Regions from separate parts of the Homo sapiens genome. Here regions 1, 2, 3, 4, 5 and 6 are each linked to region 7. The links are chromatin contacts, found by Hi-C in ENCODE. All regions are on one chromosome and are shown on one strand. Each heading gives the region's core, a stretch centred on a gene start or an enhancer-like site at or near the end of the contact. The rest is flanking DNA. Distances are from core to core; before and after follow the strand shown. Region 1 has its middle 14 kb from the start of POU2AF2. Region 2 holds the start of POU2AF1 (POU class 2 homeobox associating factor 1). Region 3 overlaps LOC105369484 (a long non-coding RNA gene). Region 4 holds the start of LINC02550 (long intergenic non-protein coding RNA 2550). Region 5 has its middle 69 kb from the start of POU2AF2. Region 6 overlaps LOC100132078 (a long non-coding RNA gene). Region 7 has its middle 97 kb from the start of FDX1.

The links. Hi-C counts contacts between places; a loop is a spot of excess contacts on that map. Pooled maps may share reads with other maps.
Region 1: a map of mammary epithelial cell shows a loop between it and region 7 (4-fold over the local background). The contact joins two enhancer-like sites. A Hi-C loop is called at or near these places in 1 of 168 maps with a recorded cell type or tissue (mammary epithelial cell), 14 of 37 single-sample maps with no recorded cell type and 10 of 50 pooled maps.
Region 2: a map with no recorded cell type shows a loop between it and region 7 (3-fold over the local background). The contact joins the promoter of POU2AF1 here to the enhancer-like site in region 7. A Hi-C loop is called at or near these places in 6 of 37 single-sample maps with no recorded cell type and 3 of 50 pooled maps.
Region 3: a loop to region 7 is called in a pooled map, with 9 times the contacts of the local background. The contact joins two enhancer-like sites. A Hi-C loop is called at or near these places in 2 of 37 single-sample maps with no recorded cell type and 3 of 50 pooled maps.
Region 4: a loop to region 7 is called in a map with no recorded cell type, with 10 times the contacts of the local background. The contact joins the promoter of LINC02550 here to the enhancer-like site in region 7. A Hi-C loop is called at or near these places in 4 of 37 single-sample maps with no recorded cell type and 4 of 50 pooled maps.
Region 5: a loop to region 7 is called in a pooled map, with 16 times the contacts of the local background. The contact joins two enhancer-like sites. A Hi-C loop is called at or near these places in 7 of 37 single-sample maps with no recorded cell type and 4 of 50 pooled maps.
Region 6: a map with no recorded cell type shows a loop between it and region 7 (9-fold over the local background). The contact joins two enhancer-like sites. A Hi-C loop is called at or near these places in 6 of 37 single-sample maps with no recorded cell type and 4 of 50 pooled maps.

What each region holds. Positions count from the first base shown.
Region 1 is chr11:111,229,511-111,233,426 of GRCh38, reverse strand. No RefSeq gene overlaps it. Among named protein-coding and RNA genes, the nearest start is that of POU2AF2, 14 kb to the left of the region's middle. Within about 2 kb of position 2,351, at least 7 of the 41 ENCODE cell types and tissues checked have a DNase peak (open chromatin) inside an H3K27ac peak, as active enhancers do.
Region 2 is chr11:111,377,031-111,381,085 of GRCh38, reverse strand. POU2AF1 (POU class 2 homeobox associating factor 1) reads left to right here and starts at 1,811. Exons shown (of 5, transcript NM_006235.3): 1 at 1,811-1,924. The coding sequence starts at 1,909. RefSeq lists enhancers at 655-874, 1,095-1,184, 1,835-1,884.
Region 3 is chr11:109,968,277-109,972,465 of GRCh38, reverse strand. It overlaps LOC105369484 (a long non-coding RNA gene), which reads right to left. Exons shown (of 3, transcript XR_948004.2): 2 at 61-140. Among named protein-coding and RNA genes, the nearest start is that of ZC3H12C, 120 kb to the left of the region's middle. Within about 2 kb of position 1,250, at least 4 of the 41 ENCODE cell types and tissues checked have a DNase peak (open chromatin) inside an H3K27ac peak, as active enhancers do.
Region 4 is chr11:111,095,512-111,099,333 of GRCh38, reverse strand. It overlaps LINC02550 (long intergenic non-protein coding RNA 2550), which reads left to right and starts at 2,016. Exons shown (of 2, transcript NR_149131.1): 1 at 2,016-2,104. It overlaps LOC102723966 (a long non-coding RNA gene), which reads right to left and starts at 2,179. Exons shown (of 3, transcript XR_428993.4): 1 at 1,973-2,179; 2 at 1,018-1,099.
Region 5 is chr11:111,175,241-111,179,140 of GRCh38, reverse strand. No RefSeq gene overlaps it. Among named protein-coding and RNA genes, the nearest start is that of POU2AF2, 69 kb to the left of the region's middle. RefSeq lists an enhancer at 1,169-1,238. Within about 2 kb of position 1,525, at least 4 of the 41 ENCODE cell types and tissues checked have a DNase peak (open chromatin) inside an H3K27ac peak, as active enhancers do.
Region 6 is chr11:111,412,791-111,416,631 of GRCh38, reverse strand. LOC100132078 (a long non-coding RNA gene) reads left to right here. Exons shown (of 4, transcript NR_046085.1): 1 at 1-267; 2 at 592-713; 3 at 1,651-1,794; 4 at 1,892-2,390. It also overlaps a transcript of BTG4 not described here. Among named protein-coding and RNA genes, the nearest start is that of POU2AF1, 35 kb to the right of the region's middle. RefSeq lists a silencer at 41-90 and an enhancer at 2,021-2,360. Within about 2 kb of position 2,515, at least 4 of the 41 ENCODE cell types and tissues checked have a DNase peak (open chromatin) inside an H3K27ac peak, as active enhancers do.
Region 7 is chr11:110,524,678-110,528,463 of GRCh38, reverse strand. No RefSeq gene overlaps it. Among named protein-coding and RNA genes, the nearest start is that of FDX1, 97 kb to the right of the region's middle. Within about 2 kb of position 1,948, at least 4 of the 41 ENCODE cell types and tissues checked have a DNase peak (open chromatin) inside an H3K27ac peak, as active enhancers do.

The sequences.
Region 1 (3,916 bases), core at 1,102-3,601, 700 kb before region 7:
TGTATATGTACCACACTTTCTTTTTTTGTGTGTGCAGTTTTTTGAATACCTTCATTGAGGTATAGTTGACATACAATTAATTGCACACTTAAAGTGTACAATTTGCTAAGTTTTGACATATACCCATGAAAGCATCAGTATAATAAAGATAACAACCATATCTGTGTGCAGTGGCTCACGCCTGTAATCCAAGAAACTCAAGAGGCAGAGGCAGGAGCATTGTTTAAGGCCATGAGTTTGAGATCAGCCTAGGCAACATAGTGAGACCCCATTTCTACAAAAAATAAAAACCAATTAGCCAGATATGGTGGCATGTGCCTGTAGTCCCAGCTACTTGGGAGGCTGAGGCAGGAGGATTCCCTGAGCCTAGGAGTTTGCTGCAGTGAACCATGATTGCACCACTGCACACCAGACTAGGTGATAGAGTGAGATCCTGACTCAAAGAAAAAATGAAGGCCAGGCACAGTGGCTCATGCCTGCAATCCCAGCACCTTGGAAGGCCAAGGTGGGCGGACCGTGAGGCCAAGAGATCGAGACCATCCTGGCCAACACGGTGAAACCAATGTACCACATTTTCTTTATCCAATTTATCATTGATGGACATTTAGGAGCATTTCTATATATATTTTAATCCTCAAACTTTGGTTCATACTGTTTTCTCCACTGGTAACATTTTCTTCTGTTGTTTACTAAAATTTTATTTATCCTTCAAATCTTATCTTATACACATGTCCTCTGTGAAGACTTTCCTGTTGTCCCTGAACTGAAGGTGATTCCTTCCTCATTTGATCCCTGCAGATCTCTCTATTGTATTTGTTTTTCTTCTCTCAACTGTACTTATTCCTTTACTTGCTTTGTGTTCCCATTAGATCTTGAGTTCTGAGAAGGCTGAACTACCTATCTCCTGTAAAATGTGACCCAGAACCTTTTAAATAGTAAGTGCTCAAATATTTACTGAACATAGGGAAATTCTCTGAAAGGTGGTGAGGAAATAAAATGGAAGAGTCACTGAATGACTGAGTCCAGAAAAATAGCTTGATATTTTTCTGAACTGTAACATGAGAGATAAATAAACTTTATTTTGAAGACACTGTAACTCAGGGCCTGTTACAGCAGTTTAGCCTTTCAGGCATATACAATTGGAAACACGACTATGTTAAGTATGTTATGACATAAATACATCACTAATATAGACATAGGAAGGCTCATTCATTCATTGATCCCTGGGGATGATCAGTTCTGTATGATAAATAAATAAAGACCCAAGGGAGATCCCTTTAGCCTACATAAGTTTAGGGAGCTCTTCAATGGCCTGAGCTTTTGCAATAAGGAGAAACAGCAGTCTGGCAGCTGTGGCAGGAATCTGAGATCAAGTGGAGAGGCTCCTGACACGACTCTGACCAGCAAAACCATCTGACCGCTAGTGAGACTGAGCCCTGAGCTCAGCTTAGAACAAAAGGTGAAGTCACACTTCACTCAAGGATAGAGTCAACATTAAAAAGTGAAAATAAAGGTGAGTCAAAATAGAAAAGAGAGAACGGGGCAGGGGAGCCTGAAACTTTAGGGAGCTGAGTTACAGAGGCTAAAGGAAAGGTGAAGGAGTGAGTTGCAGTGTCAGTCCTGATATGCCCGAAGGGCAAGTCCTTGATGGTCAAATAGAAGAAATGCCATCCTCTGCCTTGGTCTGAATACTGAGGGGTTGCTGGGGCTGGGGTGCCTGGAGAGCAGATGTAACAAAGCCCAGGGGCAGAGAGAAACATCTAGAGTATCATTCTTAGAAAACATAACAGAATATCAATGCCTGCAGGGTCAAGGGTTCCATCACACCTTGCACGCTGCTAACCTGAACAGACTTGGGACCAAATCTGTACAGACTGACCATCATTCAACCTGGCATAAATTGACACTAAACTTGGCCACTTCCTGAATCTGATTTTGTCTGTTTTCCACCTCTCCTGTCTGATCCTTTGAATGCTTGAAATTTCCCCATCTCCCCAGGTTTCTAGAGGTGGAGTGAGGGAGCCCAATCAGCTGCCTAGTTTCCTGAGGTTGGACCCTGGCACAAACCCTTCTTATCAACCATCCTGAATTGACTTCACCAGTTGACAGCCTCATCTGCACCTGACACCAATGTATGAACATTGCTCAGAGTTCTAGAAGCTGTATTTAAACCTCTCCCCTCAGACTGAATCTCCTATCTGCCCTCCTTTCCCTAACTCTCCTTATTCACATGCCTAATCTAGACTACAGTTCTTTTGGGGGTGTTGAAATCCATTGACCTGACCTACTAACCTCCCTCACATAAAAGTTCTTGACCCTGGCCGGGCGCGGTGGCTGACGCCTGTAATCTCAGCACTTTGAAAGGCTGAGGTGGGCGGATCACCTGAGGTCGGGAGTTCGAGACCCCTGGCCAACATGGCGAAACCCCGTCTCTACTAAAAATACAAACATTGGTCAGATGTGGTGGCACGAGCCTATAGTCCCAGCTACTCGGGAAGCTGAGGCAGGAGAATCGCTTGAACCCGGGAGGCGGAGGTTGCAGTGAGCCCAGATCGGGCCATTGCACTCCAGCCTTGGCAACAAGAGCGAAACTCCGTCTCAAAACAAAACAAACAAACAAAAACAAAAAAACCCGAACAACAACATAATAGTTCTTGACCAGGCTGGCATAAAAAGGACATCTTTTAATGATGCGTAGCTGTAGGCTAGAGGGGAATGCAGAAAGGAGGCTTTGAGCATGAGTAGTTTTTGCTTTCGATTCCCTTTTCCTGCCTTGGGCGATCACGATTTCCCCTCTTGCCTCCTTTCACCAGGGACATTCATTTGGGAGTATTTTCAGTTTAAGCCACTAGGTGGTGCCTCAACCCTATCCGCAGCTCGCCAAAAGGGCTTGCCCCGGCAGCTGGGCAAGAGCGAGGATTTTTTTGGGAACTGCAGTGACCTGGAAGGAAGGTACTCTTTTCTTCCTGAAAATCGCGGACATCAACCTGAAATGCTCCTTCCATGACTGGTTGCAGAGAAGGAATCCATTTCCCGACCTTCCCTGCCTATCCCTCCAATTCTTTCCCCTACGCTTTGCTGTGGATCACTACATAGCATGGCACATAGAGGAGGTGCCTCTTTCTCTGAGTGGTCTGGGCATGCAGAACTCTCTAGTTTACCACAGGTGGGAAAGCCATGTGGTTAAGGGCACAGGCTCTGAATCTATAGGGCCAGGTTTGAATCCCGGCTCCACTTACAAATGATGTAAACATGGGCGAGTCACATAGCTTCTCTGTGCCTCAGTTTCCTCATCTGAGAAATGGGGAGAAAGACATTGGCCTGTCTCAGGATTGTTCCATTGTAATGATGTAGCTGTTATTTATTAGCACTAGATTTATTTGATCCAGTTAGACACTAGATGAAACCAAGCAAACTTTGGTCCTTGGTAGGCTCCATTTGCCATCTTCCTGGCCCTCACGATAAAATACGAGCCCACATCTTTTCTAGTCTTCTAAGAAGGATTCTTGGTATGCCTCCTCCTTCCAGGACTGAGAGAACGCTACTTCTCCTTCTGACCACAAAGCTGACACAAGATTGGTAATCTGCTCCCCTGGCCTTGAATTTTTTTCTGTGGGAGGCAGAACCCCTACACTGTAACTCCAGCGTTCCAACTCAAAGTTGGCTGCCCCGCCCCCCACATCCTGCCCACAATCAGCTTGCTCTCGGCACTCCCTTCCCTTGTAACCATTGTGCATCTAACTTGGCACTTTTGTTCTGGTTTACATTTCTGGGTACTCTGATATAAAACCTTTGAAATCAGTTTGGTATAAAATCATTTATTCAGTGATTCTTATAGCCAGGTACTGTGCCAATATGCTTTGTATCTGCTGGGCATTGTTACTGGAGTGCGTGTCTTCCCTCCCAGCAGTCTAGG
Region 2 (4,055 bases), core at 562-3,061, 850 kb before region 7:
CTCACAGAACTGGTTCTTCATTTTATAGATGAGGAAACTGAGGCTAGAAGAGTTATGTGACTTGTTGAAGGGGACACAGTGAGTGAGTGTCAGAGCCTTCATGGGAACCCACGTCTCCTGTGACTGAGGCAGGCCTGAGGGATGTGCCTCTGTTTCTCATGGAAACTCCTTGGCGCAGCCCAAGGCCTTGAGATGCTGCCCCCTGCCAGGCCAGGGTGTGGGCTGCCAGCCACCACAGCATGGGGGCCTCCACTGTCCTGAACTTCAGAGGCTTTGCGGGGAGGGCTTATAGGCAGCCAGGAGACAGCCTTCTCTGGCTTTTAAGTGAATCATTTATAAAATGTTGACAGCATTTCTCCTCAAGACCTGCCCTCAAATCAGCAACCGATTAGAGACAGTAATTCATAACTTTATCAGATGAATTTTTATTGGGGGTCACTATGCTCCAGGTCTTGTGTGGGGCACTGGAGAGGCAAAGATGAAACCTCCTTGAGAAACTGTCAGAGTCATGTGACAATTCACCATCACATAATGAACAAAGTGCTCTAAGATCTGAGAAGACGAACAAGTATTCTCTGGGCTGGGGGTTTGTCCTTCCGGCAAGAGAGGACGGCAAGGTCAAAGGCAGGGAATTGCATGGGTGTTTGGTGGTGCTTAGAGGGCACTGGGACCAGTGGTAGGAGGGCAGTTGGTGGTGAGGCTGGAAAGGAAGGCAACGGCTCGATTGTGGGAGGCCTTCTAGGCCTCCAGCTCTGTGGCTGAAGGGAGAAGGTGAATGCTTTGTAGGCTAGGGGATAGCATGATCAGGTCTAGGTGGTGCAAGATGGCTCTGAGGCAGTATGGATGGCAGAGCAGCAAGGCCCCACACCTGCTCTAGGGGGTGTGCCAAGGGGTCTTGACCCCAAACTGACTGAGTCCCTGGAGCCTGAGCATGTGGACCTCAGATATGCAGTGGCAGAAGGCTTCCAAACTGTGAAGGAACCGGTAGCCAACACCATCTACACTTCCAGATGGTGAGCCCATGACTTACTTAAAGAAGCTTCCTGTTATCAGTGGGTGGGCACTCGCAAAGAGGCTCTGTTCATCTTGTGCCTACAAGCCCAGATCCAGTCAAAGAGCACGGGCATGTTCTCCTTCCTTCCTTGAGGGTTGGCCTCTTTTTCCGTGGGCATAGCCGACATCAGAGCCAGCGCCCCCATATTTCAGCATGATTAAGCCTTGCCATTTTGGGGGTGGCTGGGGGCGAGGGGAGGGGCTACTGTGTTTCAAAATGGAATAAACAGAAAAGCAATATTGAAAGAATGAGGAGGTTGTTTACTGAGGCTTGAAGAGATGACAGGTGTTTCCTCCCAGTTGAGAACCAGTGACCCCTGGGAATCGCATTTCCCGCTGAGCAGGCGCCCATGGCGGGCTGAGTCCTGCCCATGCCCTGGTGGCCTGGAAGCCTGCATGGGCGCCGTGCAAAGATCAACGTTTTCCAGAGGAGCTTTTGGGCTCATCACTGGCCTGGGGAGGGCTTGACACGGGGTTCCCACAGCTTGCCCCACACCACCTTCACACCCACACACAGCAGGTCCCCGCGGGGCCGGTGCAGGCTGTGGCTGCCCGCGCTGCGCTGTTGCTCTGTCCCAGCTGGCTAGCTCCGAGTGTGGAGCGCTCTGGGCCGGGGCCGCTGGGGCGCGCACAGTGGGGTGACAGGCGGCCTGGCTGCAGAAACGTTGCACCGGTGCCTGAGGTGGGAGGATGTGATGACGCGGCCCACGCAGCGGGAACCCAGGCCTTTAAAAAGCCCAGGAAACAGCCTCAGCTCAAGCGGTGGCTCCACTGGAGGAAAACACACCCCGGTCTCACATTAAAGAAGCCAAACTGTCGGCTTCAAAGAGAAAAGGCAACATCCTGTCACAGGCCATGCTCTGGCAAAAACGTAAGTGGTTTGGCTGTGGCTGTCAGACCCAAGCGAGTGCCAGCGGGGCAGGGCGATCACAGCTTGGTCTGGAATTGGGGAGCTGGTGGTGGAGGTGATGGGGCCACGGGGGGAGGGGGTCTGGGTTCCAAGCCCCGGAGCAGGGAGGGGGGAGGTGGGCGGGATGGAGCCTGGTGGAGAAACCAGCCTGTCAGAGGTGATGCTGATTTTCCAGGCTGGAGGGGAACGAACTAGTGTTCCAAGGTGGGACGGCTCAGGGTACCTCCGCTTCTGTGCATGAATCACTGTGGTGAAGAAAGGGCAGTTTATGATTCACACAACAAAAGCCAGATGTGGGATGGGTTTGGGGTTGGGAGGGAAAAGCCATGCAGTTCTTTACAGGAGGGGCTTTATTTCCATAAGCAGTGGCTCTTCAGCCTTCTGTTGAATTCCCTGGGCCTGTTTCTAGCTGAGTGACTTAGCTTTCTGCCAGGTGTGACTTGTCCCTGTGGATACCCTGGGAGGAGTGGAGATCTGGCTCGGTGAAGCGTGTCCTCACTTGCTCCACTGTCTTGCCTTTCGTCATTCTTTTTCCCCTTCTGTGACAAGGCTTGTCCATCCCACTGCAAAGGATGCAGTGGGTTTATCTTTGGCCTTGATTTTTATCCCCGGAGTTGGATGAAACAATTGTGAACTTTATTTTCCTTTATGTGGACCAAACAGCGACTTACCTTACTAATAACTGAAATAATACAGATTATTTACAACATTCTTTTCACGAGGTAAACAGCGTCAACTCATCAGCTTCTGAGAGTTGAACCTTATTGGGGCTAGTTCTATACTTCCTCAAGCAAGAAGAATGACCAAAAATTGCTCTGTCTTTCTCTTAAAGATTCTTGGTTCCTTAAAATTCGTTTTAATTAATTTTAGTATGCTGTGCCTCAAGCAAGCTTAATATAAGAGAATCTAGATTTACAGAAGAAGATATATTAGGGAATGTTTTTATTTTATGGAAAGATACTTGATTGGATCCACTAAAGTTCGGAAAATATAACTTCATTGATTAAAATGTGACACTGTCATCACCAATTTATTGTTTGCTTTATGTCTTATGTAAATTTCTCTGGAATTAAGCTGATTAACCAGTAACACAGAAGAGTGATTTCAAAATTTCTCAGGTTGTGAAGACCCACCATTGTTTGATATCAAAAGGTCAATTTTTTAAAAAAATAAAGAGAAATGAGCTTTAATTTGGGTTTGAGAGTTATGGACTCCTTCCAAGATAACTAGGAATATTCAAGAATTGTTGGCACGCCACTCTTCCCAACAGGCGATGGAGCAGCGGCAGCCTATCCTTTCTGGGACAATGGCAGCTGACCCTGTTGTGAGTGCTGTGTGGATGAGAGCAGGTGGGCATTCATCTTTTTACTGGGGGCCCCTAAGCATCTGTGTGCCCTTTCACTCAGGGCTGAATCATTTGATTTTTGTGTGAGCCCCTGGAAGGAGTTTTGCCTCAGCTCCTACCTTCTATGAGCAAGCCACTTTCCTTTTTCTCAATCCTTAGGTTTTTTGTATGTTAAGTGGGGGTAAAAATCATATCCACACTGAGGATCTATCCTTAGTAAGTGAGGTGCCACCGAAGTCATGTTCATTGCTCTGTCTGCATCAGCCTCTGAGATATGAGTTGCTTCCCTGCATTCACCATCTGCCATATTCTCCCCTCTTGGTTCTGTAGTACATTTTTTCATTTCTAATTCCTTCTAAGAGATGAACAGACTTTTTTTGTTTGTTTGTTTGTTTTTTGAGACAGAGTGTTGCTCTGTTGCCCAGGCTGGAGTGCAGTGGCGCGATCTCGGCTCACTGCAACCTCTGCCTCCTGGGTTCAAGTGATTCTCTCGCCTCACCCTCCCTAGTAGCTGGGACTACAGGTGCCCGCCACCACACCCAGCTGTTTTTTTTTTTTTTGTATTTTTAGTAGAGATGGTGTTTTACTATGTTGTTCAGCCTGGTCTCGAACTCCTGGACTCAAGTGATCCACCCGCTTTGACCTCCCAAACAGGTGTGAGTCACTGCACCTGTCCCCCAAATTTTTTAAAGGGGATGCTGGAGGGCATGCTTCCTGCTCACACCCTGGAGACCAGTCAGATAGATC
Region 3 (4,189 bases), core at 1-2,500, 560 kb after region 7:
TATTAATTGCGTAGAGCTCTGTGCTAAGGTTTTGCATATTGTAAAACTAAAGGGGCTTACAGTCATGTTGGAGAGATGGGGTGTGTGCATCGTCCAGTGCAGCATGTCTCAAGCACCCTCTATGCGATGGTCCCAGGAGTCTGGGGAAGGAGAGTAGCACGAAGCAGAACTATCAACTGCTGAGCCAAAAAGGCATGCACTGTGACACTTGAATTGCAGCTGCTTTAGAACCGTACCTAAAAATAGCTCCAGCTCAATCTGCAGAAATTCTGACCTTAATGGATATGCTCGAGTTCAAGAAAGATGATTTATTCTTAGATCTTTATAACCAACTGCGAAGGAAGTCTCAATCTCAGCAACATCAGTGATTACTCCTAATAATATCTATCTCCCAGACACATGCTTTGAAGATGAAATGAGACGATACAGGCAAAACAACACTGATTGCAATTCAGATATTTACTGGTATGGCTCATTATTCTTATATATTCAAGAGGTACAGTGGGTGCTTTTACATTTTAATAAGGAATACTAGATACCGAGTGAGGCCCTCCCCTCACATCCACCAAATTGATCACTGCAGTGTTTGCATCAAAATAGCAGTATCAGTATCAAAATAATCAGATTTTGAATGCCTCAGAATACCCAAAGCATCCACTTCTAAATTGCTATTTAAGATGAATGCTCTACCTTTTATATTGCATTTTTGAAACTGAGTCAATCAGAAAAGTACTTTGATGTTGTAAATACCTACACATCAGCTCATCTGCTTTTAAATTAATCAAAATATTTAGGCATCTTCACAGAAATTTCTCATATTCATAAAACAAGGCAATAGTTATTTACTTCCTGGCATGGTAATATGTTTTGGGCAATCTCTGTTTGACTTGCATAAAAGGAATAAAAGCTAGTTTCATGAAACTCCATTGTCAGAATAATGAATGTTTTAAAAATACACTATTCAAAGCCTGCTCAACTCTCTTCCTCAGGCTATGGAGAATGTTTCTCCAGTGAGTCTTAGAAGGAAGGAAACCCTTCCTTCACCCCACTTCCTGTGCCTCCTTTAGAGCTGGGCTTGTAGCCAGAGTGAACAGAGAATGGCAAAACTGTTAAAAGGTTAACCGTCAACATGGCGTTCTCAGCATCTCTCAAAGGCACTTAGGAAACTAGTTGCAAGGAGATGAGTAGCAGCCAGAGAGCACCCCAGAGAGTACACTTGTGCTTATTATTCCACATGATTACATATTCAAATTGGTTTTAATTCCTGGGCAGCCATGGGGATGTTGGGGGAGGTGGGAAATAGCTTGCTGGAAAGGGGCAAGAACGGCGGAAGGAGCAGGTCTGGCATTAAAAATGTGCTGCAGATACTTCTCTAAGGCAAATGAGCCTCACGATTACGAATTTAGGCAACAAGGAAAGAGCTGTGGATCTAAAAAACGAGGTTGAATTTCCACGTGACATATGATAATCCCTTTCAATACATTAAGAATTCTACTTTGCATCAGCGTTACAGACTTCTTTTTCTTGAATCCTTCATAAAGGGCTTTAAAAAATTCTACTGTGGCCAGGTAAGTTAACCCATACCCATGCTGCCTTATAGATTCAAAAACCCCAGGGATTATAAGTAAATGTCTGTGACATTTTAGTCAGCTGGAGTTGGTGTTAGGAAACTTTTGAGGGTTCGTGGCTACAGATATAACCTTTGGCTGTCTTCACCAACTGTGGTTTTGAGAGGATTCACAGTGGTTACGTTTGAAGGTGTGGGCAGAGGTAGGGGAATTTGAAAAACATATGCAATTGTTTATTAGCTTTGTATGTTTGTAACCTTTCAATGGCACTTTCAAATAAAAAATACTCAGCATTTGAAAAGCCATGTTTTATTGCTAGAAATAGAATAAATGGAATATAAACATAGATAGCAGTGAGTATAATCTATTTAACACACATTATAGGATTTAAAAATCCTAATCAAGTTTGCCATTTCATCCAGGAATCTGTAATAGAACCTAATTGAGATGTGTTGAGACTTGGGAGGATTAATCACAGGAGGATGGAACTGAATTAGGAGGAGGTGAGACTCGGAGAATGAAATGCAGCAGGGATTTCGAGGAGAGGGATTGGACTCAACACAGCATTATCTAGAAGGTTAACAACAGACTATGGCTGATAGACCATGTAATAGCAGGAGAACCCAACATAAGGGTGTGGGCAATGAGAGTTTTGACCAAGAAGAATTTCAGAGCAAGTGATATTCAAAGGTCTAAGTAGCTCTGTCCAATAGAAATATGTAGTTTAAAATTTTCTAGTAGCTATATTTTAAAAAGTAAAAAGAAACATATACAATAAATTCTAATAATATATTTCATTAAACTCACTATATCCAAAATATTATAACTTGTGGCACAGTGCCCAGTGGCCACAGGTGGCTATCATATTGAAAAGCACAGAAATCAATCAGTTCTTTGGCACCAGGTAAGTCTATCAGGTCAGAGGAAGACCAACATCATGACTGGATGGAAATGGGCATATTAAATGGACGTGTTAACTGGTAATTTGCAGAAGAGAAAGTATAAATGGTTAGACAGTTTATAAAATAATTTCCACCTCACTTGTAATAAAAGCTATAAAAATTAAAATATCAGCAAGATATTATTTCTCAACTGTCAAAATAGCCAAGGTTAAAAAAATGGAGTTGTTTGAAGGTATGCTAAAACTCACATGATGCTGTTAGCAGTATAAATTGGTATAACTATTGGAAAATAGTTTTATATTTCATATCAAGAGCTTGGAATTGTTTTTCTTACTTTTGGAACTCTATAACAAAAAACAATAGCAATCATTACTGAATGCTTATTACATGAAAGATGATATGTTTAGCGTTTAATTATTTTAAGTCTTTTAACCATCACAACAGCTCTGGGAAGTAGATGTTATTATCCAGTTTTAACCCTATGAAAATAAATCAAAGTATGGAAAAATTATGGATTAATATGTTATTAATAGCATTGTTATAAGAAGCAAAAAATAGAGGCAAAAAAACAGATTTAGTAAAAACCCTAATATTTCAGAATCAGGAAATAGTTAACTAAATGAAATTTTTCAATGGAATCAATGTATTTGTAAGAGTGCTTTTTAAAGAATATGAAATGACATGGGAAAATACATATCTTAGTCTGCTATTGCCACAATAAAGCCGCATAACAAACATTAAATCTGTCTGGCCGAAAACAACAAACATTTACTTATTTTGCTTATGTTTGCGGGTTAGCTGGAATGAGACTCTGCTTTTGGCTTCAGGTAAACCGGCCTTGGCTGCAGGTTGCAGGTCTGGGCTCAGGTATGTTGCTCTGTATTCATTTTGGAGCCCAGGTTGAAGGGGTATCTGCTACCAGGGGGAAGCTCTTCTCATGGGAGTCTCCTAGGGGGCAAGAGGATGAGTGCAACCACACAGCACATCCGCTTGCTTCATGTCTACCAACTTCTGATTGGCCAAAGCAAGTCACATGGCCCAGCCTAAAGTGAGGGATGGGGAAGTATCCTCTGCTTGCCTTGAGAAGATGGCAAGAATGAGTTATGTCTAATTCTCTTTTGAGGGAAAAAAAGAACAGGCACAAATAATTCAATTAACCCCAGTCTGCTTTCCATTGCCTTTCTTCACATCCCTCCCACAGGTGCTTGCGTCCATCTCAAGATCCTTCCAAATCTCATCCCCTGCTGGTGTCTTCTAGTAGGAGAAGAGTGAGATGCACATAGCGGTCATGGTTTATAGCCATTGTGAAATCCTCGTTGATCAATGTTGCCAGGTTCCCCTACCTTGGGAGAAGGGAATATTCTTACTGGCTTAGACCCCATTACTGCTCCCTGGGCATAGCTCCCCAAACCTCAGTTCATTATTTCTCTATGGTTTTTGGCTCCACTCTTTGGGAAGTCCCTTGCCAAAATCCCCCTTGGTCACTTCTAAAGTGGGCATTGGAGAATATGCCGTATTTGGTGTCTGAGTCACCCTCTCAGCCTGCACCCTCCCTGTGGAAGGTTGGGGTAGGAGGAGACTAGAGGCAGTTTTATATCTCAAAAAGTCACAATCGCTTTTAGTTCATGTTAACAGAAATTTTCTCAATATAGGTTTATTTTTTTATTCCCTATAAATGCAGGATTTCTGGGCCATGTTTATGTACTCTCAATTCTGTTG
Region 4 (3,822 bases), core at 767-3,266, 570 kb before region 7:
GCTGCTATAGTTGTCTATATCTTTCCTGATCTCAATTTAGTCACAGCATCTGTGCAAAATGGTATGAAAGTTATTTATTACTCCACCATCCAGAGGGAATGCTTGATTCCTGACATTTATATTCCCTTGAACATAAACGCCAGATAAAAAGAAAAATCAAACTTCATGCTTTGGGGACTGAACAGATTGCCTACCATGGTTAGTAGAGAGTGCCCTCCCCCGCCTCCTCTTCCTGAATTAGAAATACATTTTCATGGCTGGTGTCCCTAAATGACCAGATATTTTTCTTTTTAATTACATTTGTTGGGACAGTTTGCACTGGGGAGAAAAGACCTACTGGGATGATAGAATAGCTTAATGGTTAAGAATAGGCTTTGGAAGCCTGTAGACCTGGGTTGGTCATCAATACCTCTGTTGCCTTGAGCTCATTGCCATTAGATTCCTGAGTTGTCAATGGAGATAATAGTCCTTAGCTCACAGATTTTTGTAAAGGTTAAATGAATTAATGTATGTAAAGTATATGCAAAATGTCAAATAAAGGAAGTGACAAAATGTTAATTATTATATAATAGTTAAGGTAGAAATAAAATGACCTTTACATGCAAAAACATGTGCACCTTGACAGCCACTGCTACAAACCTTAAGAGATTTGCCATTGCCTGCCATTAAACCCAGTAAGGGCTTAAATGCTTTGTCAAACTGACAGGCATCACTCTGTGGTGGTTTTAGATTCTGTACTGAATTATATCTTTTAACAAGACTTGTTCTTCTCATTTTGGTATAATATAGAAGACCAGTATAGTTACATGGGTGATTATACAGAAATAAATGCAGAGTTTTCACATGGTCCAGATTGTTCAATCATGGTTACATTAGGATTCAAGTGAAGGGGAGACTGCTACCAGCTCCCTTGCAACACTCAGGCATTAGAAGATGAAGTTGTGTGAGGTGTAAGGAAGGGCTTTCTATTTGTGGCAGACATGAACCTATGCTTTGGGGACTGAGCAGATTGCTTACCATGGTTAGTACAGAATGCCCTGTTGAAGCCACATGAGGTAATTTCTGACCACAGGTAATGAGATAGAAGAAATGTGAGTTTCTAGAACAGAAAAAAAAATTATATTGTGAGTCTTCATACCACTGAAACTGTAGTGCTTAGTTTCAGTTGATTTGGGATGCCCTGTCTTTCTCCCCAGAATCGGGGGATGGGAGTGTGATGCTGTACCAAGGCTTGTCTTTTATAGAGACCAACATTTGTGAGTAATCCTCATTCACATTCCATTGTCTGTAATTAGTCTATTATGGTTGCTAATTGTCACATGTTTCTAACTGAAAACAGTTTTTTAGGTTCCTAGAATTTCCTCATTTCTTCTACGACCCTTCTGGTTCCAAAGAATTGAACCTGCAACTCTCAGTCCATGTCAAGCCACCAGGCCACCAGGCACTCTGTGGGACCACCTAGGACCCTGACAATTTCCATGGCAATCTTGGCTGCCCAGGATTTCTCAGTGGCTCTCAGACTCCACCAGAGCGAGGGACACTCTGTGAGGCAGCTATGGGCCAGTCTTTGCTGACACAACACCCAGACTTTCACCTCCGAAGTCTGTGTCTCCCAGGGATCTGAGTTCCCCTCTTATATTCATCAGTTCTGTTTGAGAGTTTAGCATTTCTTCACCAAGCTTCTTTTTGCAAGGGACCCACAAGTTCTACAGGAATTTTGTTTCTCTCAGACCCTCTCTTCCTAGCCCAACAGAGAATCTCAACTAGATCCCAGAATGGGAAGGCTTTTCTGACTCATCATGCATTCCTCCAAATCTATGGTTTATGCTTATGACAGAGGCAGGAGGCAGCCAAGGGTCCCCAGCGAAACCCTGCCTTCAAGCCTAAAACAGCCTGAAGGCTGAAAAACCGGACTTCTGGTCCCGGATGAAGCCCGCCCCTTCCGGACTGTTTCTTTCTGAATAACGCCCACCTTTGCACTGGGAGAACGGGGTGGGGCCTCCAGAAGTTCACGCCATTTGCAGCGGGGAGGAGCCTGTTCCTGTGTGGCGACCTGGGCTTCAATCTGTGAGGCGGGAAACCTGCTAGCAGGACTCTTGCTTTGGTGAGAGTTTTTTCTTTTTCCTTTTCCCCCAGTAAATTCCGTTTTCCTCACCCTTCTGTGTGTGTCCGCGAGCCTAATCTTTCCTGGTCATGTGACAAGAGCCCGGTTTTAGCTGAACTAAGGAGAAAGTTCTGCAACGTTTAGACATCTCTTTTGAAACACAATAAACTTTAAGATAACAGAAAATGTTAAATAGCAATTTGCCAAACATCAGGAAAGACATGGAAGTAAAAAAATGTGAGCTTTTAAAGACAAAAGTCATATCAGATGCAATTAAAAATACTCAGAAAATTTGGAACCAAGTTCATATTCAGGAAACATGGCATACGTTTTGTAGGAAATCACTTAAAGTAAAAAAAAAAAAAAAAAAAAAAAAGATATAAAAACGTTTACTTCTAATTCTTTCTCCCAAACTCAATTGCAGAAATGCCATAGAAGGGACAAGAAAGTGTATAGATTTGAGCATTTAACATTAAAAATTGGGATGGCTCTGGGGAGAGAGAAAGTGCCTGTATCCTTATATGGGAGAAAACAGTAGCTGTGGTAGGAGAGGCACCAGGATCTGAGGATAAAGTGGAGGAGTTATAGAGCTAGGTTTTCTTTCCATTTCCAGTCTATTATTTGAGGACCTATGCTTGTCCCTCCACCAGTGGATTTTTTCTAGAAAGCCAAACAAAAACAAACATTAAAACCAAAAATCCCGGCTGGGCCTGGGGGCTCACACCTGTAATCCCAGCACTATGGGAGGCCAGGGTGGGCAGATCACCTGAGGTCAGGAGTTCAAGACCAGCCTGGCCAACGTGGCGAAACCCTGTCTCTACTAAAAATACAAAAATTAGCTGGGCATGGTGGCATGCCTGTAATCCCAGCTACTCCGGAGGCTGAGGCAGGAGAATCGCTTGAACCCAGAAGGTGGAGGCTGCAGTGAGCCGAGATCGTGCCATTGCACTCCAGCCTGGGTGATAGAGCGAGACTCCGTCTCAAAAAACAAGCAAACAAACAACAACAACAACAACAAACCCAAATCCCCATCAGTTCTATCCCAGTGCAGCCAGGATCCACAGCAACCTCAGGGCCATGCTGGTGCTCACTGTGGTGAGGAACCGTTAGACAGCAAATTGGTGGTGGTATTGGGTATTTTATCACTCCACCCCACTTCCCATTAGAGGGCTAGTAAATTAAAATCAACAGAGGAACCTCACACTGGGGACAGGGAGCAGGAGCTGTGCACATAATGATGGGCAGAGTCAGGCTGTAGAGCCAGGGTCTTCCACTTTGGGGCATGCCCCCTTCTTGTTTAAGCATATTAGGAGAGGCACGATAACCAGGGATGAGAGTTTGGCTGTGTCTCCCATTTCATATTACCAACCAGGGAAATATGAGCCCACAGGAAACACTACAAAAAAGGTATGGATAGACATACATCTTTTAAAATTATTGTCCAGCCTTAAAAAAAAAAAGCTAATATTATTCAGCCTTAAAAAAAAAACCCAAATCCTGAAATACGCCACATGGATGAACCTTGAAGATGTTATGCTAAATAAAATAAGCCAGTCATAGAAGAACAAATACTGCATGATTCCACTTATATGAAGTATCTAAAACAGCCAAACATGTAGAATCAGAGAGTGGAATGGTGATTGCCAGGTTGTGGTGGGAGTGGGAAATGGGAAGTTACTAATCAACAGGTATATAGTTTCAGTTTCAATTATGTAAGA
Region 5 (3,900 bases), core at 276-2,775, 650 kb before region 7:
CCTCTTATGAGCTGTGTGGTCTCACATTTCTGCTCCTCTCTCTGTCTAATTATTGTCTATATTTTTTCTCAAAATGACCCTTTCTTCTTTGCATTTACTTGACCTGACTGTAGCTTTAAATCATTCTAGGTGCATGTTCACATTCTGACCCAGCTCTCTGGATCTCCATTCAGAATTGTGGAAGGGGATCTGATGCTTGGGCTAGGTGTCCACTCTTGGTTCAGTTAGCTGTGGCTAAACAGATGGGTATAACTGCCCTGCTCACTGACTACTCGATAGGAATTCTTGATGCAGACTCTCTGAGAAAGGGCACTTGGGATGAGTAGAGGATGAGAGGGATTAATTCATGGAGAAAATGATTTGGGCGCCTTACGTTAGGTTGTTCTTGCATTGCTATAAAGGAATACCTGAGGCTGGGCAGTTTATAAGAAAAGAGGTTTAATTGGCTCATGGTTCTGCAGGATGTACTGGAAGCATAGCACCAGTATCAGCTCCTGGGGGGGCCTCAGGAAGCTTACAGTCATGACAGAAGGCAAAGGGGCAGCAGACATCTCACATGGCAAGACAGACAGCAAGAGAGGGGGCGGGGAGGGGTCACACACTTTTAAACAGCCAGATCTCCAGAACTCAACTCGCTATCTTGAGGACAGTGCCAAGAGGATGGTGCTAAATCATTCATGAGAAATCTGCCCCATGAGCAAATCACCTCCCGCCAGGTCCCACCTCCAACACTGGGGATCACAATTTAACATGAGATTTAAAGGGGAAAACATCCAAACTGTATCACACCTGTAATACAGCAGTGAACATTTTCCCTTGTATATATTGCTAGAATGCCCCTAAATATTAAAAGCAGATTTGTGGCTGGGCGCGGTGGCTCACACCTGTAATCCCAGCACTTTTGGAGGCTAAGACGGGCTGATCACGAGGTCAGGAGAGTGAGACCATCCTGGCCAACATGGTGAAACCCTATCTCTACTAAAAATACAAAAATTAGCTGGGTGTAGTGGTGCGTGCCTGTAGTCCCAGCTACTCAGGAGGCTGAGGCAGGAAAATTGCTTGAACCCAGGAGGCGGACGTTGCAGTGAGCTGAGATCTTACCACTGCACCCTAGCCTGGGTGACAGAGTGAGACTCCATCTCAAAAAAAAAAAAAAAAAAAAAAAAAGAGCAGGAGCAGGTTTGTGTGAATAGGGTTATACTAACATTAATACTCAAACACTGAGGCACAGAAAGGTTAAAACAATAGTCTAAAGTGACCGTGTTATGTAGTAGAGTCAGGATTAAAGCCTAGCACTCTGGCCCCAGAGCCTGTTATCTTAAGCATCTTGGACCAGGTGTGCAGGCAAGAATAAAAACAGGAAGAAGGGTTTGGTCCAGAGAAGGAGCCTATGAAGCAGGGAGGACTTGTGACCTGCTGTGGTTTGAATATACCCCCCAGATTTCATGTGTTGGAAACTTAATCCCCAACACAACAATGTTGAGAGATGGGAGCTTTAAGAACTGATTAAGTCATTAGCCCTAATTAGCCCTTATGGATGGATTAATGTTATTATTGAGGAAGTGGGCTTGTTATTGCAAGAGTAGATTTGTTATAAAGGGGAATTCAGCCTTCTCTTGCTGTCTCTTGTTTTTTTGCACTCTCTTCCCCTTTTGCTTTCCACCACAGGATGATGCAGCAGGAAGGCCCTCACCAGATTCAGGCCACTCACTCAACCTTGCACTTCCTAGCCTACAGACCTGTCAGAAATAAATTTCTTTTCTTTATAAATTACCACATATGTAATATTTTGTTACAGCAGCACACAATGGACTAAGACACCACCTCTCACTTATAACTTTCATATATACATACATATGTACATGCCCTTGTGTGTGCATGCACACACATACACCCACAGACACAATCTGAGCTTTTAATGATATTAAACACCTTCTCTCAAGTATTCTGGGCATCCCTTAAGGGTTCTTACTTGTGCCTGTGGGTCCAGGTTACTCTTATTTTGTCCTCTGTCATGCCAATTAGTGCCCCTTCTCTGGTTCCAGCTTTCTGCATGGGCCTCTGTCCCCAGTTATGCCCAGATCCCTCCTGATTCATCCAGGCCACCACTGCCATCAGCCCCTCCATGGAATGGGGAAGGAAAATGCTTTTTCTTCTGTGTTGCACTTAATTGGGGCAGGATGAACTGCAGTGGATCACATGGTCATAAGGCATTGCAGGGTTTGGTGGAACAGCTCTTTCCATTGTTACATAGGCTCCTTTCTCTCCAGGATCACACATGCCGCCCAGACAGCTAGATTTAACAAAGGCTTTAAGCATAGGTCACCACCTGAAACTCTCTCTTTGTGACCTGCCAGGACTTGTTGCTGATTTCCTCTGCTTGGTGAATTTTCTTTTCGGTTCCTTTCTTCACTGTGGTTTCCATTGCATCTTTGACTCCTACTCGATCATGAATATCTGAGATGTCCGAACCATAGTACTGGCTATTGTTCAAGCTTTTATTCCAATGAAGCTCCTAGTTTCCATGTAAACTAGTGATCGCAAATTGATACTTGATGTGTGTGTGTGCCAGCATGTGTGTGTGCATGTGTGTGTATGCATATGTGTGTGTGTGTGAGAATGCTATTACTAGTGCCACAAGATGGACCTGTACATGTCAATTCAGGCTTCAGAAATATATAACTTGCCAGATAGTGTCTTGGAGATGATTAGGACCTCTAGTTTCTTTATAGTTGGTGAGCAAATCTTTCATACACACCACAGTCCTTTACTGTCCCAAGATTCTTTAGGTCCAGCATTCTTAACCTGGATTTGTGGACCCCAAGTGGGTCCATAAGTGAATACTAGGGAGTCTGTGAGAAATTGCCTGCAAAATGTTATATGCACATGAACTTGTTAGGGGAGATGATCTATAACCTTAATTAGAGGCACAAAGCATCTGGATCCCCAAAAGTTTGAGAGCCAGACATTCAGACTGGCCTTGGCATGTGGGAAGCACTGGATGTGACCTAATCCAGAAAGGTGAAGGGAATAAGGAAACCAACACGCACTGAATGGCTGCTATGAGCCAATGTCCTGACCTGGGTTCTTTATGTGTTTTCTCATTTCATTTTCAAAACTGTTCCGTGTAGCAGTTATGACTCCCATATTCCAGAGGAGAAATGGAAGCTGAGAGGGGTTGAAGGAAGGTCCACAAGGCCACACAGCTGCTAAGTCAGGCAAACATGATTTACACATCTAGGCTTTTGGCCTCTAAATAACTGTGCACTTTCTGTGACATCATGCTGACCCCCGAGAAAAACAAGAAATACCAATTTCCATAGATTTCATAAGCACATTGGTAAATACTGCATTCTATTTTTTCTACAGCCCATACTATATACTAATAGCATGTATTAAATTATATTGCTCACAAAACAAAGTTTTGATCAGATATCCATGGTGTTGCTTTTTTAAAAACACACTTTCGCTATTGCTCATCATGCTTTCTGTCATAATGATATGGTTGTTATTAATAAATACAAGACACTATGTACCTGTAACTCCTTACTCTATCTTAAAGACATAAATAGGGCAGTGTAATGGTTATCAGGGATTTCCTCTCTTTGGCTAATAGGTGGGGTGGTGCAGGAGGCTGAGAAAGTCTTACTCTGTTGGGGTAGGAGGCGGAGACAGGACTCGATTCCAGAGACGGGGCTCAGACACCAGACCAAATTGAGGACTAGTTAAAATGGACTGGGAGGAAGCAGCTTTCCATAATACATGCCCACCAGTGTGCCATGTCAGTTTACCATTGCCATGGCAACACTCAGGAATTACCACCTCTTTCCAAGGCAATGACCCAACAACCCAAAAGAAATTTCCCTAGAAATTTCTGCATAAACCACCCCTTAATCTACA
Region 6 (3,841 bases), core at 1,266-3,765, 890 kb before region 7:
CCCAGGACAGACGCTGTCGGGATGTCCTGGGGGTTTCACACTGTTAAGAAATAATAACGAGTGAGAGCCAAGGTGTACTCTGGATCTACCTGAAGCACCCAACTCACTCCCTTCCATGATGTGACTAACGGCGTTTCAGATCTGTTTGTGCTCCGACCTGACCTCAGGAAGCCAAAGTCCCCTGAGGTCTGGGGTGTGTATGCTTGGGGACCCGAAATTAGAGGCACACCTACCTAGGATTGAATGTAACGATCTAATCAAGAAAAGGTGTGTGTGTGTGAGCCAGAGTGAGAAAACGAGAGAGGGAGAGAGAGAGAAAGAGAGGGAGAGAGAGGAAGAGAGGCCCAGTTTGTTTTCCAGGGGACAGAAAAGGAACTGATGAAGGCCCTGAAAATTCAGTCCAGGCAACTCCATCCCCCTATCAGGCTCAACCCTCAGTAGTACCCCAGCTTTCCCTTCCCCACATCCTCCAAGCTCTTTCTCCTTAACAGCTAAAGACACCTTAGGCTGCCCAGAATGAAAAATATCCTGGAACTTAACAACAAAGGAGCTGCCATGTTCCACTGTATTTCTTTTCTTTTCTTTTTTCAGACAAGGTCTCACTCTGTTGCCCAGGCTGGAGTGCAGTGGTGTGATCTTGGCTCCCTGCAGCCTCGACCTCCTAGGCTCGAGTGATCCTCCTGCCTCAGCCTCCCGAGTACCTGGGACTATAGGTGTGTGCCACTGCACCCAGCTATTTTTTTTTCTTGATTTTTAGTAGAGACAGTCTTGCTATATTGTCCAGTCTGATGGCAGACTCCTGAGCTCAAAGGATCCTCCTGTCTCAGGCTTGCAAAGTGTTGAGATTACAGGCATGAGCCACTGCACCTGACCTCCACTGTATTTCTAAACTGTGGGTCTCTGGCTCCTCTAATTTTCCCCCACCCCGTAGGCCCAGCCTCCAGGGCTGCCATGTCTTCCCCTCCCAGCTCTGCTCTGGAGGCCTGATTCTCTGGGAGGCTGTTGGGCTCACCATTGGGAAAGGCCATCCTTAGGTCACGTGGGGCCATAAGCAATACCAGCCTCCTCCTCCTGCCATTTTGCACATCAGGAGATACACCAGGAACCTCAGTGTCTCTCTTTCTCTCTCTAGCCTGGTCTCTGGGACCTAGGTCAGGAGGGCATGATGCTTTCAAATAGAAGAAGAAATCTCCAATTCTTTTGCCCTCTGTCTTTGCAAGCCCTATCTTTTATATTCACTTCCTCTGACTTCTCAGTAAACATTGGTTTGAAAGTGAATGGTATTATCAGCTGCCAGTTTACAATATAAGGGGGTCTGTAGAGGAATGAAGGAGAAGCAGCTTTGGAGGAGGGAAAAGTGATCAAAATTAGGTTTCCGTCCTTTTGGGTTGCAGGGGAGGCGGGGGTCACTGGTAACAGTAAGCCAATAACAGGGCTTTGCAGAGCAGGACTAATTCTGTGTTCTGCACTGGGTGAGGCAGGTGCAGTTGCCACCTGGGCTTCGATCTGGGTCCCAGAGGAGTTAGTTCATATCTTGGGGCCATCTTGCAACTGCAATCCCATTTTGAAGCCAGGTAGCAGAGTTTGTGCTCATAGTCATTTATTCTTTTTAACTGTTTCTGTCTTTTATTCTCCTTCTGTGTTTTCCAGAGCAGTCTTCTTCCCTCTCCCCAGCCTCCCCAAAGACCTGCAAATTTTGTTTTCTGTTAAGTGCTCATCTCCCCCGACCCCCCTACAGCTGGGGAAGGTGTTGGTATCTCCAGCGACTTCAGGCTTCAAGTTTCCTTCTAGGAGGTACAAGTTGGCTGCCCATGCAAATCAGTTTTGCCTGGGGATCTTGGGAGAAGAAAGGGAAGCTCAGAGGAGGCACTGATCTTGCCCTGTGTTTTAGGGAAGCTGCTTTCGCTGCTGCTTTCAAGTGACCCGGATCTCATTAAACATACTGATGTGGGGTGTGCTTCTGAGAAGGTGCCTGAGAAATGAACTTGGCTTGCTTGTTGCCTTTGAGGGTCTGTGGGAGAGAATCATAAGCCTGTCCAGATCTTATCTTCTCAGGAAGGGGCAGGAAAACAACACAGCAAAACAGCTGCCCGGACGAGAACACCATCTAGTGTCTTCACACAACACACCCACATTTGGTGGTTTCTGTTTCCCATGAAGATGAAAGAGGAGGGGAGAGGCGTGTCAGGGATTCCCTGAGCCCTGATAGGAGGGTTCAACTGGGCGAGGAAGGGACCATCAGGCCAACCCATGTAGGTGGACCCACTCAGCTCTCAGGACTCATCTCCTCCACCTGGACCGCTCTCCCTGGTGGGGCATTGAGGGACTGAGGGCTCTGGTTTTGTTCTCTAGAAGAGGTGATCCATCATTAAAAATCTATTAAACATGCACTCTGTGTCCACCTTGTACTCTGTGGAAGCCAATTAGATACAAGACCATCCTGGCCCATGTGCAACTTCATTAAACCAATCACCAATAAAGGAAAAATTAAGTAACATGTAACACACGTGCTCAAATCACACACATGAGCAGTTAGGTGGTACATGACTAATTGGCAAATGAAAGACACATTCACTCTCAGTTTGCTCCTACACTGACATTTCGCTGAATGAACGGAACAGTCAGAAGGGTAACACACCACTGCAGCTAGCTGAGGTGGGGGCGGGAAGGGGAGGGTCTTAGATAGGGCAGCGTGGCCTGGCTGGAGCTACGCCAGTTGTAATATGAAGGACTTGTTTTCTGGATGGATTCAGGGCCAAATTTGCCATGTTCCCGGAAGGCTCTGGTTGTACCTTCTTGGAAGACATCCATCCTACCTGCTCTCATCTGTCCCCTTCTCTTCGATCAGAACCTACTGCTGAGCCTTCCTCCATTGCTTGCTGTAACACACTCTGATATAGGTCCCCTGCTTCTACCCTTCAGAATGATGCCAGCAGCAGCTTGTCTGCTATTGCCTTGGCCAGGATAAATTCTAACTGAAATGCCAATAGAAATGAATTGAATGGAATGGAAGGTAATTGGTTTGGGCAAGTCTCAGCTCTGTTTCTCACTAGGTATGACTGTAAGCCTCAATTTCCTCATCTGTAAAATGAGTACAAAAAGGATATCTTTATTGTATGATTGTTATGAGGATCCCAGGAGATAATGAATGTGAGGGCACCTATCACAGCACTGGGTGTGTGTTCAGAGTCTACTGCTATGTGGGCATTCACCAAGGCCCATGCCAAAGCAGTGCTTCTCAAACCGGCGTGTGCATTCCGATCACCTGAGGAGCTTGTGAAACATGTGGATTCTGATTCAGTGGAACTGGATGGGGCCTGAAATTCTATATTTCTAGTAAGTTCCTGAGCTGGTTCAAGGACCACACTTTAAGTAGCAAGGTATAAAAGGACTTTGTGATCGGAATTCTGCATTTCCATGACTCACTCGAGTGCTGACCCTCCCCTGCATTGATGGTTTACGCTGACTCTTGCCTTCTCTGTGTTTGGAACCTTTTCCACCTCCTTCTAGTCTCTATCTCACTCCACCTCTGTTGCTGGCCTTTTTGGCACCTCAATCTACTTACCCCAGTGGCCTCTGACTCTGCACTTCTCTCCGACTCTGCCTTCTAGAGTGGCATTGCTCACACCGACCACCCGTCTTTAATGCTTCTGGTCTAGTGTCACAAGACTCTCTTAAAATTTGCCTGAGGTAACCTTTGGATAAAGCCCAACCCATTTTCCTTCTCCCCTGGGCTTCCAGGAAGCTTACAATGAAGTTTTGTGTTGAGTTATAACATTCTCTCCCCAAGTTTTATGATAAAATTAGTTTCTTCCCACTCGCCATTCTTCCGTTATGACTT
Region 7 (3,786 bases), core at 699-3,198:
CTGGGACACAAGTTGGTTCAACATATACGAATAAACAAATGTGATTTATCACATAAACAGAAATAAAAACAGAAACCACATGATCATCTCAACAGAAGCAGAAAAGGCTTTCAATAAATTTAATATCCCTTCATGTTAAAAACCCTCAACAAACTAGGCATTTAGGAAACATAACTCAAAATAATAAGAGCCATCTATGACAAACCCATAGCCAACATCACACTGAATGGGCAAAAGCTGGAAGCACTCCCCTTGAGAACCAGAACAAAACAAGAATGCCCATTGTCACCACTCCTATTCAACATAGTACTGGAAGTCGTGGCCATAGCAATCAGGCAAGATAAAGAAATAAAAGCCATCCAAATAGAAAGAGACAAAGTCAAACTATCTCTGTTTGTAGACAATATGATTCTATACCTAGACTTCAAACTATACTACAAGGCTGCAGTAATCAAAACAATAAGGTACTGGTACTAAAACCAACACATAGACCAATGGAACAAAGTAGAAAGCCCAAAAATAAAGCCACACCTCTACAACCATCTGAACTTCGACAAAATCAACAAAAACAAATAATGGAGAAAGGACTCCCTATACAATAAATGGTGCTGGAATAACTGGCTAGCTATATGCAGAAGATTGAAACTGGATTCCTTCCTTACACCATATACAAAAATCAACTCAAGATGAACCAAAGACTTAAATGTAAAACATAAATATAAAAACTGTGGAAAATACCCTAGGAAATAGCATTCTGGGTATAGGCTACAGAAAAGATTTTGTGACCAAGACTCCAAAAGCAATCGCAACAAAAACAAAAATGGATAAATGGGACCTAATTAAACTAAAGATCTTCTGCACAGTAAAAGAAACTACCAACAGAGTAAACAGACAACCTACAGAATGGGAGAAAATATTTGCAAAGTATGCATCTGAAAAAGGTCTCATATCAAGAATCTATAAGCTTAAATTTACAAGCAAAAAACAACCCCATTAAAGAGTGGGCAAAGAACATAAACAGAGTTTTCAAAAGAAGACAAATATGCAGCCAAAAAGCATATGAAAAAATGCCCACATTACTAATCATCAGAGAAATGCAAATCAAAACCACAATGAGATACCATTTCACACCAGTCAGAGTGGCCATTACTAAAAAGTCAGAAAATAACAGATGCTAGCGAGGTTGCAGAGAAAAGGGAATGCTCATACACTGCTGGTGGAAATGTAAATTAGTTCAGCCATTATGGAAAGCAGTTTGGAGATTTCTCAAAGAACTCAAAACAGAATTACCATTCAACTCAGCAATCCTATTATTGGGTATATACCCAAAGGAATATAAATCATTCTACCATAAAGACACATGCACATGTATGTTCACCGCAGCACTATTCACAGTGAGCAAAGACATGGAGTCAACCTATATGCCCATCAATGGTAGACTGGATAAAGAAAATGTGGTACATATACACCACGGAATACTACACAGCCATTTTTAAAAAATGAGCTCATATCCTTTGTAGCAACATGGATGGAGCTGGAGGCCATTATCCTCAGCAAACTAACAAAGAAACAGAAAACCAAATACTCCACGTTCTCACTTGTAAGTGGGAGCTAAACACTGAGTACACGTAAACACAAAGAAGGGAACAATAGATACCGGGGCCTACTTGAAGGTACAAGGTGGGAGGAGGGTGAGGATTCAACAACTGTCTATCCGGTACTCTGCTTATTACCTGGGTGATGAAATAATCTGTATACCAAACCCCTGTGACATGCAATTTACCTATATAATAAACCTGTACTTATACCCCTAAACCTAAAACAAAAGTGAAAACAAGTCACTAGAGAATTTTAGTGGGTGCCTTCTTCCCAGTTCTAACCACATAACCCCTGTCTCTGATCAGACAAGCACTGCTGGAGGCCAACACAGAAACATAGCTGGCAATGGCTCACAGGGCATTTCCCATCCAGTAATGACCTGTCTGCCTCTACTTAACTCCCAACACCACAGTGGAAAGGGCACCTGAGGGGAAAGTCAAGCCCTTTCCTGAGTTGAAAGCTCACAGCAACCATTCAATGGTTTTGTGACGTTGCACAAGTCACTTAACTTCAGCGAGCCTCAGATTCCTCATCTGCAAGTGGGAATAGTAGCATCCACCTGGGATACAACACAGTGATGTTGTGAGAGTGAAATCAAAAACAGAGAGTGGAAGATGCCTTGTAAAGAAGGGGGCTCTGTGTGCCTCTGCCAAAGCTGTTGGCAGCATCTCTGCATTGAGGCCCATTAGAAAGCATGATCTAATTGGGTGATTCAGACAGGCTTCCCAAATGCATTACAGATCATTGTTAGGAAATGCTAAGTGGTGTCTGAGAGTTCAACCAGCCCTAAAGGTTACTCTGAAAGCCTGTGAGTAAACCGCAGTTATATCACTTTGGGCTCCTGGCCACCTGGCTGTGTTGCTAGAAGTGCTTCAGGCTTGCTCTGTTCAGACTTGGTTTGACCACAAGCATATTAAATATTAAATCATGCAGAGGCAATGGCAAGGAAAATAGCTATGTCAGGTGTTAGTTACTCTGCCTTTCGTTGCTATTCATAACAGTTTCCTACGCATTTAGAATGCTCCAACTTCAAGCCTCAGGCTTAAAAGAAATGATATCAAGCCTAAAGGAACTTTGTCCTAATTTCACTGGAAATTGAAAGTAGGCCCCCAGACATTGACGCTGTGTTTCTTCATGCTCTTGACAAGGGAAGGGCTCCAGGACAGATGCAGGCCCTCTGCTCCTGGGAGAGAGGCCGCTGCCGGGATTCAGCCCCTAAGACTTCCTTCCCCATTCACAACAATGATCCCTGGTTCTTCCTCCACTCTTCAGGCCCTCACCTCTACAGCGCTGACCCTACTTCACCTAGAGCAGCACTTCATTTTTATTTATTTGTTCCTGAGACAGAGTCTCACTCTGTCACCCAGGTTGGAGTGCAGGGGCACAATCATGACTCACTGCAGCCTCAAATTCCTGGATTCAAGCAGCCCTCCTGCCTCAGCCTCCTGATTAGCTGGCACTACAAGTATGTGCCATCATGCCTGGCTAATGTTTTAAATTTTGTATGGAGATGGGGTCTCCCTATGTTGCCCAGGCTGGTCTCGAATTCCTGGGCTCAAGGGATCCTCCTGCCTTGGCCTCCCAAAGTGCTGGGATTACAAGCGTGAGTGAGCCATCACACCCAATCTACAGCAGTAATTTAATGAAGGAATGAAACAGCCTCACCAATAGAGGGACAAAGTGATAGGAGCCTTCTCCTGGCCTGCAAAAGCAGTACCCAATACCCGCTTTGGGGTAATCCTGCCCAAAGGGTTTCATCAACATTTAATCATGAGGAAGCAACCAGATAAATCTAGGATGTGGGACATTCTAAGAGACCATTGGCTTGGACTCTTCAAACATATCAATGTTAATTTCTTAAAAGGCAGGAGATGTATAGATTAAAGGAGACTAAAGAGACAATTACATGCAATGTGTGGGTGAGCCTTGATTGAATTTAGGCCCCCCCCAAAAAACAGCTCTTCGAATTCTTGGGGAACATTGGAGAAGTTTGAATATAAACTGCATAACAGATGATATTATTGAATGAAGGTTAGTTATCCTGGGCAGGGTAACGGTCATGTAGTTATGTTGGAGAATATCCTTATTCTTAAAAGATGCATTCAGGGGGAAGAGACATAGTGTCTGCAACGTTCACACATACAAACAGCTGATACTCATCACTGACATTCTATATTTGCAGATTTG